Linked DNA regions of Homo sapiens: region 1 is linked to region 2. A link is a loop called in an ENCODE intact Hi-C map of the cell type or tissue named here. Cell type or tissue: mammary epithelial cell. All regions are shown on one strand.

What was found. Peaks named below come from ENCODE experiments on the same cell type or tissue, not always from the same donor. Only the 100,000 strongest peaks of a DNase experiment are listed, where the experiment ranks them.
Region 1: it touches region 2 in a loop (5-fold over the local background); 5 of 110 quality-filtered maps call a loop at or near these places.

Annotation. Positions count from the first base shown.
Region 1 is chr3:159,249,324-159,257,323 of GRCh38, forward strand. It overlaps IQCJ-SCHIP1 (IQCJ-SCHIP1 readthrough), which reads left to right. Exons shown (of 10, transcript NM_001414413.1): 3 at 3,404-3,484. It overlaps IQCJ (IQ motif containing J), which reads left to right. Exons shown (of 4, transcript NM_001042706.3): 3 at 3,404-3,484. Among named protein-coding and RNA genes, the nearest start is that of SCHIP1, 20 kb to the right of the region's middle. In mammary epithelial cell, a CTCF peak has its summit at 3,660 (motif pointing left); no DNase peak of the experiment used is centred here; H3K27me3 peaks cover 172 bases.
Region 2 is chr3:158,668,168-158,676,167 of GRCh38, forward strand. The region is part of intron 13 of GFM1 (G elongation factor mitochondrial 1); the gene reads left to right. LXN (latexin) reads right to left here and starts at 4,481. Exons shown (of 6, transcript NM_020169.4): 1 at 4,183-4,481; 2 at 2,790-2,852; 3 at 1,266-1,443; 4 at 829-965. The coding sequence starts at 4,311. RefSeq lists enhancers at 3,698-4,290, 3,805-3,864, 4,291-4,883, 4,305-4,354, 4,665-4,854. In mammary epithelial cell, a CTCF peak has its summit at 4,608 (motif pointing right); a DNase peak (open chromatin) is centred at 4,534; H3K4me3 peaks cover 1,242 bases; H3K27ac peaks cover 602 bases.

The DNA of each region.
Region 1 (8,000 bases), 580 kb after region 2:
TACTCTTTCTGCTTTATTATCCAGAGGACTGAGAAAGCTAAAACTTTCTGGAAATGACCAGTTTGTTTTGTGTGCTTATTTTTTTTCAATCCCGATTGAGGAATTCCAGCAATGGGAATTAAATACTTCCTTCAAAGCACATGGGCCCATGGGGGTAACCTTTCCTTTCATGCTTGTCCAGGACAGAGAGAAAACAAGCAGTGACCACCAGCCCTAACAACTATACCCATTTGCCTGGAATTCTGGAGATTTTTTTGGTCTGTTTCAGGTCAGGACTACGTCCTTGAATGCTGTCAAATTTGATTGAAAAATTGGTGTACTTTGAGTGAGCAGATTAGGCATTTCGTTATAGCTGCAGCTGACTTAGGTGCTGATGTAAATCATCTCAGCTACTTGAAATAACCATAAGTTAAGTGATAGTGGTGTCAGAACAGTTGATTGGTTATTCCCCCTTGGAACATTACATTTATTCTGAATGCTCAACAGGGTTTTGTGGTAGACAGTTAGTGTGAAGGGGAGGGAAGCTGCAGCTCCATACTATCTGAGACCATTGGCAGAGCCAATCAAGTGCATTTGTGTACACACACACACACACACACACACGAGCTTAGCGAAGCTTGGCATGTGCCAATAAACAGAGAAGAGCAATTGGTAAGGCCATTAATTGGAAGGCTACTTATGACTCCGTTGTTTAGGAAAATCACTTATTAACTTAAGTAAGACCTTAGGCTGACTGCCATATTTTTGTAAATATTAAATCAGCCTGGGTTTCTGGTAAGAGATGTGTGATTGCAAGTCACACATTGTACTGAGGAGTAATCATTTTATTACCCACAGACAATTATTGATGGAATGAACTAAAGCTATCAGATTTAAACCAACAGGTATTGGTAGTTTATAGTTTGGTGAGGATATATAAATAATACCCCCAAATTAGCAAACGTGTTAATATTATGAAAGTTTTATTTTCTTTATGAAAACATTAGGTCTGTCTTTGTTGCATATCTACAGGCCCTACAATATATAACTTTATTGCTTAATTTGTAATTAATAAGTAACAAGAGTCTTAAAGTATCCTTGTCATAAGTCTGTATATATAATATATAGAATTATAAAAATAAGACTTTCTGTGTTAGTCCTTTCTCACACTGCTATGAAGAAATACCTGAGACTGGGCAATTTATAAAGAAAAGAGATTTAATTAACTCACATTTCCACATGGCTGGGGGCGCCTCAGGAAACTTGCAATCTCGGCAGAAGGCACCTCTTCACAGGGCAGCAGGAGAGAGAATGAGTGCCCAGCAATTGGGGGAAGCCCCTTATAAAACCATCAGATCTTGTGAGAACTCACTATCATGAGAACAGTGTGGGGGAAACTGCCCCCATTATTCAATTATTAGATTATCTCCACCTGGTCTCGTCCTTGACATGTGGGGATTATTACAATCCAAGGTGAGATTTGGGTGGGGAGAGAGCCAGATCATATCACTTTCTATGCCCACCTACCCAGGATTAGGTTCCTCCGTGATTCTCCTTTAATAATATCTGTCACACTTGCAAATACTTGTGTAATGTTCATGTTCTCCTAGATTGTGGGACCACAGGAACAGGGACCATGTCTAGTGTTTTCACCATTTTATCCTCCATGCTTTGCATCATTCCTGCCACACAAGAGACATTAAATATATGTGTAGAATGAGTGATTAACAATTAATTAGTAATGGACCCTGAATACCAATGGCACAGAGTAAACAAGAGTGCTTCCTTGCCCCTCAACAATCAGGCTGAGTAACCCCAAGCTATCTTGGGGTGCTGACACCACCTACTTGTCATGTAGGAATTTATGTGCTCTCCTATGTTTTCCCTACCGCCAGGACATTCCTTTCTAAAAAGAAAAAAATACATTTGTGATTCTAAGGGATCTCTCCAGCACAATTTTTTTCTTTTTTTCCCTTTTCTTTACTACCACCATATTCCTAGTCCTCATAACCTGGACTATTTGAATAGCTTTCTAACTAGTTTTATGTCACTCTCCTTGCTCACTCCCACCACAAATCATCCTTAAACCCTCCATTTATCATATTTCCCTGCTCCAAATGCATGGAGCTCCCTGCTGCAATAGATTATGATCTACAGTGTGAAAAGCTTTTCACACTGTAGATCATAATCTATTGATGGTTTGTTAAATAAATTTGGTGGGTCACCACTGACCTTTTAAAAAAAGTTTCAAATATAATTCAAAAATCAAAGTATATCACATGTAGTTGGGGGAGTAATGTTTCTTGAAATTTTTATTGCACACACACACACACACCCCTACCTTACCACATGCACAAGTACTGAATTGGGATGTTAAATATATTACCTATGAAAACTTCAGTCAGTGGGATTAAGTTTAATAATCCTGATATTAAAATACTCCAACCAGTGCCTTCTGGTGGAGAGAGCAGTGAGATGTGAGTTTTAATGGGGTTCCTCCTGTACAGTAAATTTAACATTATCTCTCCAAGCTTCAGATTTTTCAGCTGTACAGTGGGGAAAGTGACTTAGTTAATGGAAGTTACTGTGATAAATAAGATAATGCACATAAAATGCCTATGACAGTGTGTTATACACATTATGAGACCAGTAACTATTAGCTTTCTGCTTATCAAAGCCTATTTCCTTTTGTTCTCCTATTTTTTTCATCCACTTCGACCAAATTTCTCTTTATTTTCTAAAAATATCCTTTGAATGTTTTCACCTCTATTTGTTTTATTGTCTTCCTCATATGTTGCCCTTCACTCTCAACTTACCTACTTCCTATCCGTCCTTCAAAACTCATCCCAAGAGCTGCCTTCTCCATGAAGCCCTTCTTGATCGTTGTAGCACTAAGAGTGCTATAAGCTCACTGAAAGCAGTGATCATTTCTCTATAGCCCTCTGCCTTTCTACAGGTCAGAGATCCATGCTTTGTTCCCAGTGGAAGCCCTGAAACGGCTTACAAATGAAAGGAGGAAAGGTCCAGTGGCAGTGGTACTACTGGGGATGAGTAAGGTCTTCTCTACAACTTACTAGTTGGCCAGTATCATGGAATTTATAACCATATCCTTGTGTTTTTTCTCCCCCTGAAATTGTCCAATATGCTCCTTTTCTTTTCTCTTAAAGGAAATGATTTTCATACCATAGCTATGAATGTTAGTTGAGAACAGCAAAAGGACAACAGAAATAAAAGTCAAAGCCACATTTTTTTTTTCATGATATGGTTACTCATCCATCATCCATCAACAGGAACTTTAATAAATTAAAATAAACAAAATTGAATCTACATCTTATTTTACACATAAGTATAAATTAGCAGTATTATTGCTATAGATGTTAACCTTCTGGATTGGGAGATATTGAGACATTATTTCTGTTTCTAGTCACCAGCTGGCCATGGATGCAGAGAATAATATTGAAAAGTATCCCCTCAATCTACAGCCCTTGGAATCAAAGGTGAAAATGTAAGTTATTTCAAAGTATAAATTAAGCAATTAGTTCTAGTTTTATGAATTCCTGAATAAATCTGGAATTTTCGGGCACAACAGTTATGCATCTTTATTTTACATTCATGTGCTGCATATTATTTCCTCCCTCTTCTAAGCAGGAACACAGCTACTTTGGGTACACAGCACCATCTACTGGGTAGTACAGGGAATTATTTGCTTGCCATTATTTTCACCACTTTTTGGTTTTTCCATTTCTTGTCTAGTACAATCCTTTAACTTCCACTAGCATTTTCCTTTGCCTTTCGTCTTAGTAACTTGGTGGTTAATTCTATCTTTGAACAATTTGGTTATTTCCACCTCAAGCCATCTATGTATCACACACACACACACCCTTTTAAAAATCCTCTTCTTTCTATTTCAGCTTCTTTTCAATTATTTTGGGAAAATGTTTCTTCTCTTCTTTTTTTCTCACTTCTTATCCTTTTCTTCTTATTGTCTGTTAAGATACCCAAATGTAAGCCTCCTCCCCCATTATAAATGACTATTACCTTAAAATAGTGCTAACAACATCTCAATATTAACAAAATGAAACTAACAAGATCCAAATTGAGAAAGACTTTATTATAGAACAAAATATTAACCTTCTAAAACCATTTTAAGTAGAGAAGGGGCCTGTTATAATTACCTTGGAAGCAATTTCAAAAATATTTATGACCGTTTTCCGAGATCTTTTCCTGTTCTGATTTTCCTTCAGAAGCATATATGAGAAATGCCAGTGAGTGTATATTTAATCTCTCTCCCCACCCTCTCCCTCACAAACACACACACACACACACACACACACTCACACACTCAGTATAACACTCCGAGAAGCATGAGAATTTAAACGAGAATGTTAACATATCTGAGCTTGGCCAGAATCACTGATCTGTTTTTTAACGTGCAAGGAGGAATCTTTTAGAAAAGAAATCGCCCTAAAGAAGGGCACCTTGAGGTGTGTACAACGTTGAACAACACCAAGTTGTTGCTGGACTTAGGAACTAAAACAGAAATCACACAAATACATAATATCCTGCTGGATAAGAGCAAATACCAATACATACCCCTGTAAATCTATGTTAACCTTGGTCACCAGTAAAAAGCTTGCCTCTGCATGAGCATAGAAGGCTACCCCTCAAGATGAAGTCCAAACAAGACTTCTGAACCAGTGGGGTGCCCAGCTACAAAGTTCTGTGTCACACTTACTAAATACATAATGAATCAGGCTATCGAATCATTTTGTGTAAGCAGTGTGTCAGCCTCACTACACAGGACATTAGTTGGCAAACATAGGTTGCTTTATCATTAGGAATTTTCTCATTAAGATAAGGTCCTGTTAAATGAAAATGTGCTGGTGAAAGAAAAGTTGGTGTATGACAAATTAGAGTGTTTAATGTGAATGCTGAAATTAAGTTAGAAAAACTCCTGGGTCTTTTTCAGTTCCCATCACCTTCAATATGTAGGGGCTGTGGGGTAGGTACCAGGAGAAGGACTAGGCAGAGAAAAAAAATCTCTGTGCTTCAGATTCCAGCCAGCTCAGAGAGCCTGAGATTTTATATTTGTTGATTTGTTGGAGGAGTCTCAGCTCAATGAGGTGCAAACAGAATGGTTTTTATCTCTTCTAATAATTCTGAATCCCATTTCTGCTCACTGGAGAGAAAGGAAGGAGAGAAAACTTAATCTTGCCCAACAATAGAACTTGAGTCCCATTGGAGAGTTTAGTCTAGTTCAGTGACTTTTGTCTGATGTGGTTATTAAATTCTTAACTCTCATGGCAGGTTGAAAATCTCCTCTCTGCATACATGAGACCTTTTCTACAGCTGAGTATTCTGCTTCCTTCCTTTCCCTCTCCTCTTTCTATCTCCCCTTCTCTCCTCCTTCCTTCTCCCTTCCCTCCTTCTCCCTTCCTTTATCAGTGTTACCTCTCCCACCCCCATGTACTAAATACCAAGACTGCCCCAGGTTTCCTATGAATAGATGGCGGACACTTTCACTCTCAGCAGTTGTTTCCTTTAACAACTGTCCTATGTTTTGGGACTCTGAGGGAAGGGGCCATTGGGTCTCCTGTAATCCCCCCAATAGTATAGGCTGCACATCCTCAATGGGTTTGTGCCCCTTGCTCTGCGGGGGCTTTGCCCCATGATGCACCAAGCAGTGCCTTCCTCCAGCTGACCGTGGCATCTTCAACAGGGACAATCTTGGGATATTCTCATTCCTGCTTTCCAAGATAAGTTTTTTTAGTCCTGAAGAGCATTGGGTATAAAAAATGTGCCCTTGTCCCAGGTACCACGGTCACCCTGTATTATCACAGGCTTTCTCTTAGGGTCTTTTGACTTCTTTTGGTGGGGACCAACTGAGAGTCTATCTTCTCCTGGGGGTGGAGGGAAGTGAGGGTCAGTCCACCATAAAATCCCCTCTCCTGAAGGCTCTCCTTTCCCCTCCATGATGAGAAAAGAGTAAACAGTTCCCATACAGGGTGTCTGGCTAGTCTAGTGTCTGCAAGCCCTGAGGGGGATGGAGGTGCTGTGGCAAGGCAATCTCTGAATGTAAAAGAGAGGAAAGATGAGACCTGTTCTCAGGTGTGGACTGCCTTCACTGTCTACCTGTGGGAATCCCAGGATGGGGTCAGAATAGCAGGAAAGGGTCTCAGATGGTTCCTCGTACTCAGGACATCGTGAAAAGGAAAGAATTTATAAGAAAGTGTAAACCTGCGTGTGGCAATGCAAAGTATCAGTGGCAGGAGGCAGAGGCCTGTCAGAAAGTGTGGCTCAGTGAAAAAATGTGTGAGTGTCGGGGAGGGTGCCTGTATCAAAGTTGAAGGGAGTGTCACAAAGGGTCCATTACCTGGTTCATGAATGCAACTGTTAAGAGGTAATTTTGAGTATTAGACCAGAGGATCAAAAGAGTGCATCAAAAGGGCAAAAGCAATCAAGATCGTATGGCTATTAATGAAAAGGCATTTGGGGGAGGTAAAAGGCAAGTTCTCTGAAGATTAAACAAAGGCAAGCCTCTCAAATCAGAAAATTTGTGAAAGTAAAAGTAATAGTGAAAGCACCAAAAGGAAGGCTCTCTGAGCAACTCTAAGGCTAAAGATGAATGTGTTCCTAAGAGCCTTAAGGCTGGAACAAGCTTTGGGGGATGAAGGTGCACAGCAAAGGAATGCAGGCTTAGTGAGAAGGCCTCGCAGCACAGGCAGAGGTGGGCTCCCCCAGCCCCAACAGGCTGCTGCCCTCCACCTTGTAATTCACTCTTTTCATGTTGTAGCAAGATCTAAAACAGATCTTCCTAATACAAACCCTCATGTAAAAGTTGTTCATTAGCTATGTGCGATCCCCCAATCCCCTTCCATACATTTTTAACAATGTATTTACTTTGTGATGGAACAACATAGAGATGTATTGAATACAAATTGCTTTTTTGAAAGTCAGCTCAATAAATATGCTCAATCCCTCTCCTGATTTTTATTATTATATTTGATTTTGTAATGAAACAACATTTAGGTTCTATAAAGGAGAGAGAGGGGCAGAGAGAGAGAGAGAAAGACAGAGAGACAGAGAGAGATAGCATTCCCAAAAGAACTTTAAAGATGTTTAGTAAACCCTTATTAAATTGCATTTGAGAGTAATACATTTCTACTTTAGTCAAAAATTTAATTAAAAGAAGATATGAGAGAAGAGTGGTTGAGAGCACAGACTTTGAGTAACTTAGGTTCAAATCCCAGCTCTGCTTTTTACCTGCTGTGTGACCTTGGGAACACCAGTGGCCTCTCTGGGCCTCAGTTGCACTCCTCTGTAAAACGAGAATGCTAACATGTCTTATTAAATTGTAGTCAGCTTTCAATGAGAAAATTCAAGACTAGACATTTAGTCTACTGTATTTTTTCCATGCAAACATACCTTTTTCAAACATATTTTTATGTCCACTTGGGCTAATAAAATATTGCCAGGAGGGATCCTTAGATGATTTGCACAGGTGACTTCAAAGTATTTGAAAATGTTTGATATGTCCTTTCCTTAAGTAATTATAATAGTTTATCTAGGAGCTCTATTTGTCAAGTTTGGGCTAAGTAATTTACATACATTATCCTTGACTTCTTGCAGGGGTTACAAAGAAGTTATTCTTACTCCTATTTTATGGATAAGAAAGAGGGAGGCCAGTGTGTTTAGTATTTTGTCTAAAGCTACAGCTCATGAGAGGTAAACTAGGCAAGAACCTCTATGACTCTAAGCATACTTTATCATGAGATAAAACTTTTTCTTCTTTGAGCTATTTCTGGGATGCAATGTTAGAAGAATTACATTTGTTAATCACCTACTTGTCATATATCCCAGAACTGTGGAGTGGTCACTGCCCTCAAGGATTTTACATTCTAGTGGGGGAAGAGGACTTGTTTGAAAAGAAGCATTTGGATTAGCCTAATCTGATACTCTTCTTTTTGGATGTTTAATAGTATTGCAGGACCACTATTTTCTTTCTTAGACTCAGTAACCCT
Region 2 (8,000 bases):
TACCAAAATGCACGGATGCCCAAGTCTCTGACATAAAACAGTGTAGTATTTGCGTATAACCTATGCATACCTTCTCATATACTTTAAATCATCTCTAGATTACTTATAATACCAAATACAATCTAAATGTTATATAAATAGTTGTTATATTACTTAGGGAATCATGACGAGAAAAAAATCTGTGCATGTTCAGTACAGATGCTACCATCCATTTTTTTCCCCCAAATATTTTTGATTCTCGGTTGTTTGTATCCATAGATGCAGAACCCATGGAGAGGCCTGACTGTATATTGTACACCTGGGATTCTGTCTTGCTGCTACTAATAAAACTCTCTCAACCTTTTTGTTCTAGAAGAGGGTTTGAGGAAAGTATCATAGTTAAATCTGACTTGACTAACCCGAAAGATTAAGAGCTATGATTACCGTGATGCTTTTTGAAAGTGCAGTCTAGATACTGTGTATTAACAGGAAGTGTTTCACTGAAATCCTTGGCTTTGCCTTGCTTTTGTTATGCTTCCTAGTCTCTATGTTCCCAGAGCATGCAACTAACAAAGCACAGTTATTAGGCAAGTTTGAGGCAAAGGAGGCCTGTGGTTTGCATCTCTCAGCCAAATCAAACAACTTTTTAGACCAGTTACTGTTGCTTTGGACTCTTCCTACAATTCTTCACCTTCTCTAATCTTGATTGTACCTGACCTCCCCTTTGAAATCCCAGGTTTGCTATTAAATACAAAATGACTATAGGAATACTGTTAATCCAATTATGAATTACAATACTTTCGATAAATATTAACCCCATTAATAGTGTATTTTATAGAAACTACTTACCACTTGCTTGACAGTTTGAATTTTTACCATTTTATACCATGTGTCTTCAGTAGAATTTTGCCATATTATATAACCACAGGCAACCCAGGCTAAATGTAGAACGAGCGTCATTTCTGGAGATACATTTCCAAAATTGTCTGGTAGGAGACACATTTATATGATAATCATATATATAGTATTAACCTTTTAAAACAAAATCTAAATTCTAAATCATGTCTTAGTTTCCTTCGAATGTTGTGCAAAAAATAATTTAATTAAGCTATGGATCTATAAAATTTCTGAGGCCTCTTTTTTGTTGGATTGGATTAGAAATGAGTATTTTTGCAAAAGCCTGTAAGTTTCTAACATACTTAGCAACTAACAATTTTAAGCACAGATAATTGAGATTGATTTTAAGTTTGAATCAAACAAATGGTTTTCATGCCATATTTATATACCTGGAATATTTTGTGCTTCTAGCGGTTCCTTCATGGACTTAAGTCTTTGATAAAATGTGTTGTCTTCTTCATCTGGATTCTTTCCAGTTTCTCCTTCAAATGTGAAGTTGACTTCTGGTGCAGTTTCTTGTCCCGTTGAAGGGTAAAGTACTTCAGCTGTGCAGTTCACCTTAACTTGCTGTTTGAAATTTAGCAAAATATCCTTATATACAGAAGGCTATTCATTATTAATTATCATCTTTGAGATATGATTTAAAGCATAGGCTCCTAATGGTGTTGTTTTAGACTAGACTTCAAAGTGCTTGTTTTCAGAGGTATCTAATTGGGCCTGGCCTATTAAATTCTAGACTTATCATGTGAATACCCTAAAATAGATAACTTACTTTATAAATGATATGGTGTCATAATCTTATGAATTCTAGTCTTAAAACTTTCAGTATATTTCAGTATTAATGGGGTGTCCATTTGCAAGGCCAGATTTTAATCTGACTTTATATACCAACTCAAGACTGGTTACTTTTAAAGTTTTTCCATTACTCTTACTCTTTGCTCCTGAAATAACAAAGTTTTTGAAATGCAGATGCAGCAGTCTGTGTCTGGATATAAAATTAGAAGATTATGGCATTGGGTTATGCTTTGTAAAGATGGCTGTCTAGCAGCTCAGATGCCTTTTAATGAATCTCTTTATGAATTATGCTCAACAGAAAGGCAAGCTTTTTAAAATTTCAAGATGGCTGTGGTACAGATTGCAGTTCCTTTCTTTTAAGTTTGTCTCATTAATAATTTGACAGTTGTGTATAATCTTTAAAATTTCCCTTCCCCATTACTGAAAGATCTTCATCTGAATGGTGGTATCAGCTGGCATTCTATTGCTTCTGAATATCTAAGAGCACGTTCTTTCTCTAAAAACCCAGTGAAAAATAGAATGAGAAAAGCAGACGTTAAGAAGATGATTGATTGGGGAATAAATTACTTCACTCATTTATATTAGGCATAAGTTCAGACTGCCCTAAGAGTATGTAACTTCTTAAGAAATTCATTTGAACTGAAGTGTATAGTCTTTTTTTGTGTAGTTTGGTAGAAATAATTCATATACCTAGGAATACCCAAAGATAGTAAAGAACTGATCCTTGTAAACTTTGCCCATATGGTCAGTGTTTTTCAGAGGCAGGTATTTCACAACAACTTTTTAAAAAGAGGTAAAACTAATCAATCTTACAGATTTGATCAGCAAAGATGATCTGGAATATTTAGAATTAAATTTGTTTAATAAGAACATTTTGGCTGGGCTTGGTAGCTCATGCTTGTAATCCTAGCACTTTGGGAGGCAGAGGCAGGAGGATCACAAAAATTAGCCAGGTGTAGTGGCATGCACCTGTGGTCCCAGCTATTTGGGGAGGCTGAGGTGGGAAGATGGCCTGAGCCCGGGAAGTTGAGGCTGCAGTGAGCCATGTTCTGCCACTGCACTTCAGCCTGGGTGATAGAGTGAGACCCTGTCTCAAAGAAAAAAGAAATTTAACTTACTTTTTGTATAATTTCTTCAACAGCAAATTTAAGGTGATACTTATGTCCTCTTCCTGGAATATCCTAAAATTAAGAAAATGTAGTGGAGACAAGAAAATATTATAACAACATTATACTTGCATTGTTAGAAGTATGCATCTCATTTGGTTGGAGGGGCTGGCTGAAGGGGAATGGTGAAAGCCTTAGGTCTTGAAAAAGGCATGTCACCATGAATGTAACATCTAATTTAGCAAGTCCCCTATCAAGTTTATTTTGGATGAAAACAAAAGAGTAGGATAAAAGCATACAAATTGGGCACAATTCACTTTCAATCATCAAAAGACTTTATTTAACCCCTGGATCTGTGATCTTAAAGTCTCTACATAAGAAAGTTTGAAACAGCGTTTAATTCTAAAGATGACAATATCACCTTTGAAAAGATTTTTTCATAAAGCTCAGTGTACCCTCCAAATAATGTTCAATGAATGTGAATTTCATTTTGAGGCAGATTACTGCAAAGCAATTGGAGACTTAATACAATTAAGTATTGTTTTTACTTATACATTAGTGAAACTGCAAAATGATTAACAAATTATATAAGACTAAGAAATGGTATTTCACTTTTAAATCAAGATACAGATTGAAAATTTATACCTAATTCTGTTATCTGGTACAGTTTCAAAATAAGATCTACTGTGTCACCTCTAAAAGACTGTTAGCAGTTAAAATTCTGTCAGATAAATAAGGGATAATCTCAAATCCAGTAGATTTTCGTAAAATGAAAACAAACCTCGTTAGTGATTGCTGAGGCCTTAAACATTTAATTCAAGCCTTTAGCAGAGGGTGCACATCATTTAAGGCAGTCATGTGGTAGCGGTGTTTGGGTGGCTAAAGGCCAGCGTCAGCCCACAGTGCTTTTATTCTTTGACTTTGATTGTCAGTTTCTCTTGCTGTTTGTTTCCCCCTTCATTTTGGTCAAAGGGTCTGATAAGGATTTGTCTTAAAATGTAGGCAATAGAGTCTTGGAAGATGGGAGCTTTTGTTGGTCCAGATCAGAGTAGCAGATGAGAAACGTGGCAGCCTTAGTAGTCTTTTGAATGGTTTCTACAGTTTACACTTAAGGAAAGTGCTGCCCCTTACCTAGAGCGTGTTCCCGTTTTCTTGTAACTGTGTGCGTAAAAACTTTGTCTCTGCCTTAAGGTGAAAACAGTCCCGGGCTGTCTCCAGAGACTGGAGTATAGACATTCCCCCAGAAACCTTAATATCTCAAGACCAGATACCAGCAGTGTGTCCTAAAACAGAAGGTGGGTAGGGGGTGGCACGGAGTGTCTGCACCCAAAGGCTGAGACCGCGGGTGAGTGGAGGGAGCGCAATCCTGAAGCCTCTGCTGTCCACCACCCCCTGCTAAACTCACCTCCATGCTGGCTTGTTTGACCTTCTGCACCTCAAACACCCTGTGCGGGGTCCCCTGCTGGTAGTTGATGTAGTTCTGTGCCACCAAGGCCGCCCTGGAGGCTGGGTAGTTGGTCGGCGGGATTTCCATTCCGGATGAGCAGTGACTTCAGGGCTTGGGCTACTCTGGCTTAACGGGACCAGTAGCAGAGCGCCGCCCGTCCTGCTTGCTGCTGGGTCCGGTTGCCGAGGCGGAAAAGTCGCAAGCTCCTTCAGTCAGTCTTCTTCCTCAGCTCCTTCCGACTCCGGAAGCTGCTGTTTGGGCCCAGGCTCCCTGCATCCGAGAGCCCTGGGCTGACTGCTTCTGAGGCCCCGCCCCACTACTGCCTGCAGCGGGCTTCCTTACTCCGCCTGCTGGTTCCTACTGGAGGAGAGGCCAGCATGCTTGTCAGGCACCAGCAGGTGGAGGTGTGGGGAGGGAGTCAGTGGGCTAGGTTCGCTGGGATTGCATCTTTCGTTTCATTAACCTTTATAGAAGTGCAGGGTGGGGCTTTCGCTGATATAGGACATCTCTGAAGACTCTAGTTTCCTGTCCATGGGAAAAAAGTCTGGTTGCTTCGCTTGCATACTGGAGCACAACTTCCTTATACACCGCATGCAGCGTCCCTGGCAGGGCAAGGTACACAGTACTCCAGGTAGTGATTCGATTCCTTCATTTCCCTTCCCCTTATGAGAGTCCAGGAAGAGGCTTGCTCATCCTCAGCTTTTTGTGGGTTTGGACCAGTTCTGCCCAAATCAAAGTATGAGAATCTGCAAACTATAGTATTAAATTGGGAGATTATGTAATTTGGATCAGGAGAAATAAAAAAATGCACCTGTACCCCTCTCCTTTACTAATCTTAAAATGATAAGTTTTGATGTAACGCCATGCTTCCAACTTGAGTCATTTTGAATATTTTACTTCAAGGATTAAAATAAACTTAAAAACTGAACTTATACAAAGCACTCTCTCTGGTATGTGGTCTACCTCATTGCAATGGGCCTATAAACCTGACTTTGTAGAAGTACAGGTTTATCCTTGGTGGTCTTAGGTTAATTGGGCTAGGATAACTTGGAGATTCTACCAAAGTTTGGCCAAGGTCTTCGCTGCCTGGATTGAGACCTTTTTTTCTTTTCTTTTCTTTTTTTTTTTTTTTTTTTTGAGATGGAATTTCACTCTTGTTGCCTAGGCTGGAGTGCAATGGTGCTATCTCGGCTCACTGCAACGTCCGCCTCCTGGGTTCAAGCAGTTCTCCTGCCTCAGCCTCCAGAGTAGCTGGGATTACAGGTGCCCACCACAATGCCCGGCTAGTTTTTTGTATTTTTAGTAGAGACGGGTTTAGGCTAGGCTGGTCTCAAACTCCTGACCTCAGGTGATCCACCCACCTTAGCCTCCCAAAGTGCTGGGATTACAGGCATAAGCCACCATGCCTGGCCAGGACCTTTAACTTGGTAGTAATGCACACACCCAAGACTCTTGAGGTGTATCTCTTTCTGATTATGTAGATTCTGCAGTAAATCTGGATTCTGGACTTTGGCCTCAGTTTCATGCTTATTATTGTCTCCTGGGATTTGGGGGTTCTGATTGACTTTGCCTTTAAATACCATCTGTCTGCTTGCCCATCATCTTGTATCAAATGTCAATGAAACTTTTCTCAGTCTTGTCCGTGTATGAGAAATTTGCTTTGCGAGACACTGTCTTTCACACATGACCTTTTTTTTTTTTTTTTTGGAGACAGAGTTTCGCTCTGTTGCCTAGGCTGCAGTGCAGTGGCGTGATCTCGGCTCACTGCAACCTCCACCTCCCAGGTTCAAGCATTTCTCCTGCCTCAGCCTCCCTAGTATCTGGGACTACAGGTGCACTTCACCACACCTGGCTAATTTTTTTGTATTTTAGTAGAGATGGGGTTTCACCATGTTGAGTTCAGGCAATCCTCCCTCCTCTGCCTCCCAAAGTGTTAGGATTACAGGCATGAGCCACCGTGCCTGGCCTCTCCACGTTTCTTAGTTCAGCATTTGTTAAACCCTGACCCACCCATGGCAATATTTTTGCAAATACAGAATATCAGCCAATTTTCGATGGGGTTGTCAGATACGAACTTACACTGTCTCCTGGGATAAATTTACCAAAGAATTGGTGAAATTTGGGGAACTTTGACATGAAGAAGACTGTTCATTTGAGAGACACTTTAGAAGAACACCAGAAATAAAAAAATAAGACTTTCGGAGAACAGTATTTGTCTTATTTGTCTAAGAGCATTTTAAGTAGAAGACTGCCCATATTTTATTTCCATACTTCAAGGTTTTTTATTAATAACATGGCTTATATTTAAGCTTTTTCCTCTCTCCTTGAAAAGAAAAGATAATTAGCGTTTTACAGTGATAATTTCATATTTGTCTAAAACTGGCTGTAGCTCACCTTTTCCTGTTTCTCATTTTCTTTCATTAAAAATTTGAAAGATGATTCATGAGACTAAGTCATTCTGTCATTATATGTGCAGTCCAGGAATATCTAGTCCAAATAAACAGCCAAAAATGTCTAAGAAAAAAATCATTGTGCTTTAAAAAATGTGTAAAAATTAATGTGGTCAAATGAACTTAAATAGCCTTTATTATTATGTTTATAAGGAGCAAGTTTACGGCCGGGAGCAGTGGCTCACGCCTGTAATCCCAGCACTTTGGGAGGCCAACGCAGGTGGGTCACGAGGTCAAGAGTTCAAGACCAGCCTGGCCAATATGGTGAAACCCCGTCTCTACTTAAAATACAAAAATTAGCCGGGCGTGGCGGCGGGCGCCTGTAATCCCAGCTACTCGGGAGGCTGAGGCAGGGAACTGCTTGAACCCAGGAGGCGGAGGTTGCAGTGAGTGGAGATCATGCCACTGCACTCCAGCCTGGGTGACAGAGTGAGACTCCATCTCAAAAAAAAAAAAAAAAAAAAAAAAACAAGTTTTCAAGATAAAAGAGGAGCTCTTAAACATGATTTAATGATTTTTGAATATAAAGTTTATAAATTATATTTTTAAAAATGTATAAAATATTTCTGATTAATAGATGAATTTGGGTGAGCTGTAACAAAATAATATTTATTTAAAGTTGATTATATGTCTTCCAGGTTTTATTACATAATGATAAAATATTCCAAGTTCATATAAAACTGAATTTGATCTTTTCATGATCTAAACTTTCTAAATTTTATATATTGATCAAATGGGCCAAACAAGTTACTGATTCAATCAGTTGTATAAGATTACAAAATATAAAATGGTGTTTAAATAAAATTTTAATACAGATGTCTTTTAAAGGAGTTTTAATCTTATAAAATTATGCTTCTATTATAAAGACCAAATGTGTTAACTAAAATTATAATTTTTCAGATCTCCAGTTAACTTTCAGGCCCTTACATAATGTTCAATTAGTCCTGGGATAATTGGACAATTTCTGACTAATACATGATACAGAGCTTTGGTTACTAAAGAGAGTTTCAGTTTACCTTTATTCTTATACATTATAAAATGATTATGAATTAACACAATGTGCAGATACTTTGGTTGTTATATATGTGTTGTTTTGCCACCTTAAAATTATAGAAGTAATCTAAAATTTGTATTTATAAAAATTTAGCTAACCAGGTGCAGTGGCTCACACCTGTAATCCTAGCACTTTGTGAGGCTGAGGTGGGAAGATCGCTTGGGCCCAGGAGGTTGAGACTAGTCTGAGCAACATGGCGAAGCCCTGTCTGTAAACTACACAAATTAGCCAGATGTGATAGCATGTGCCTGTAGTTCCAGCTACTCGGGAGG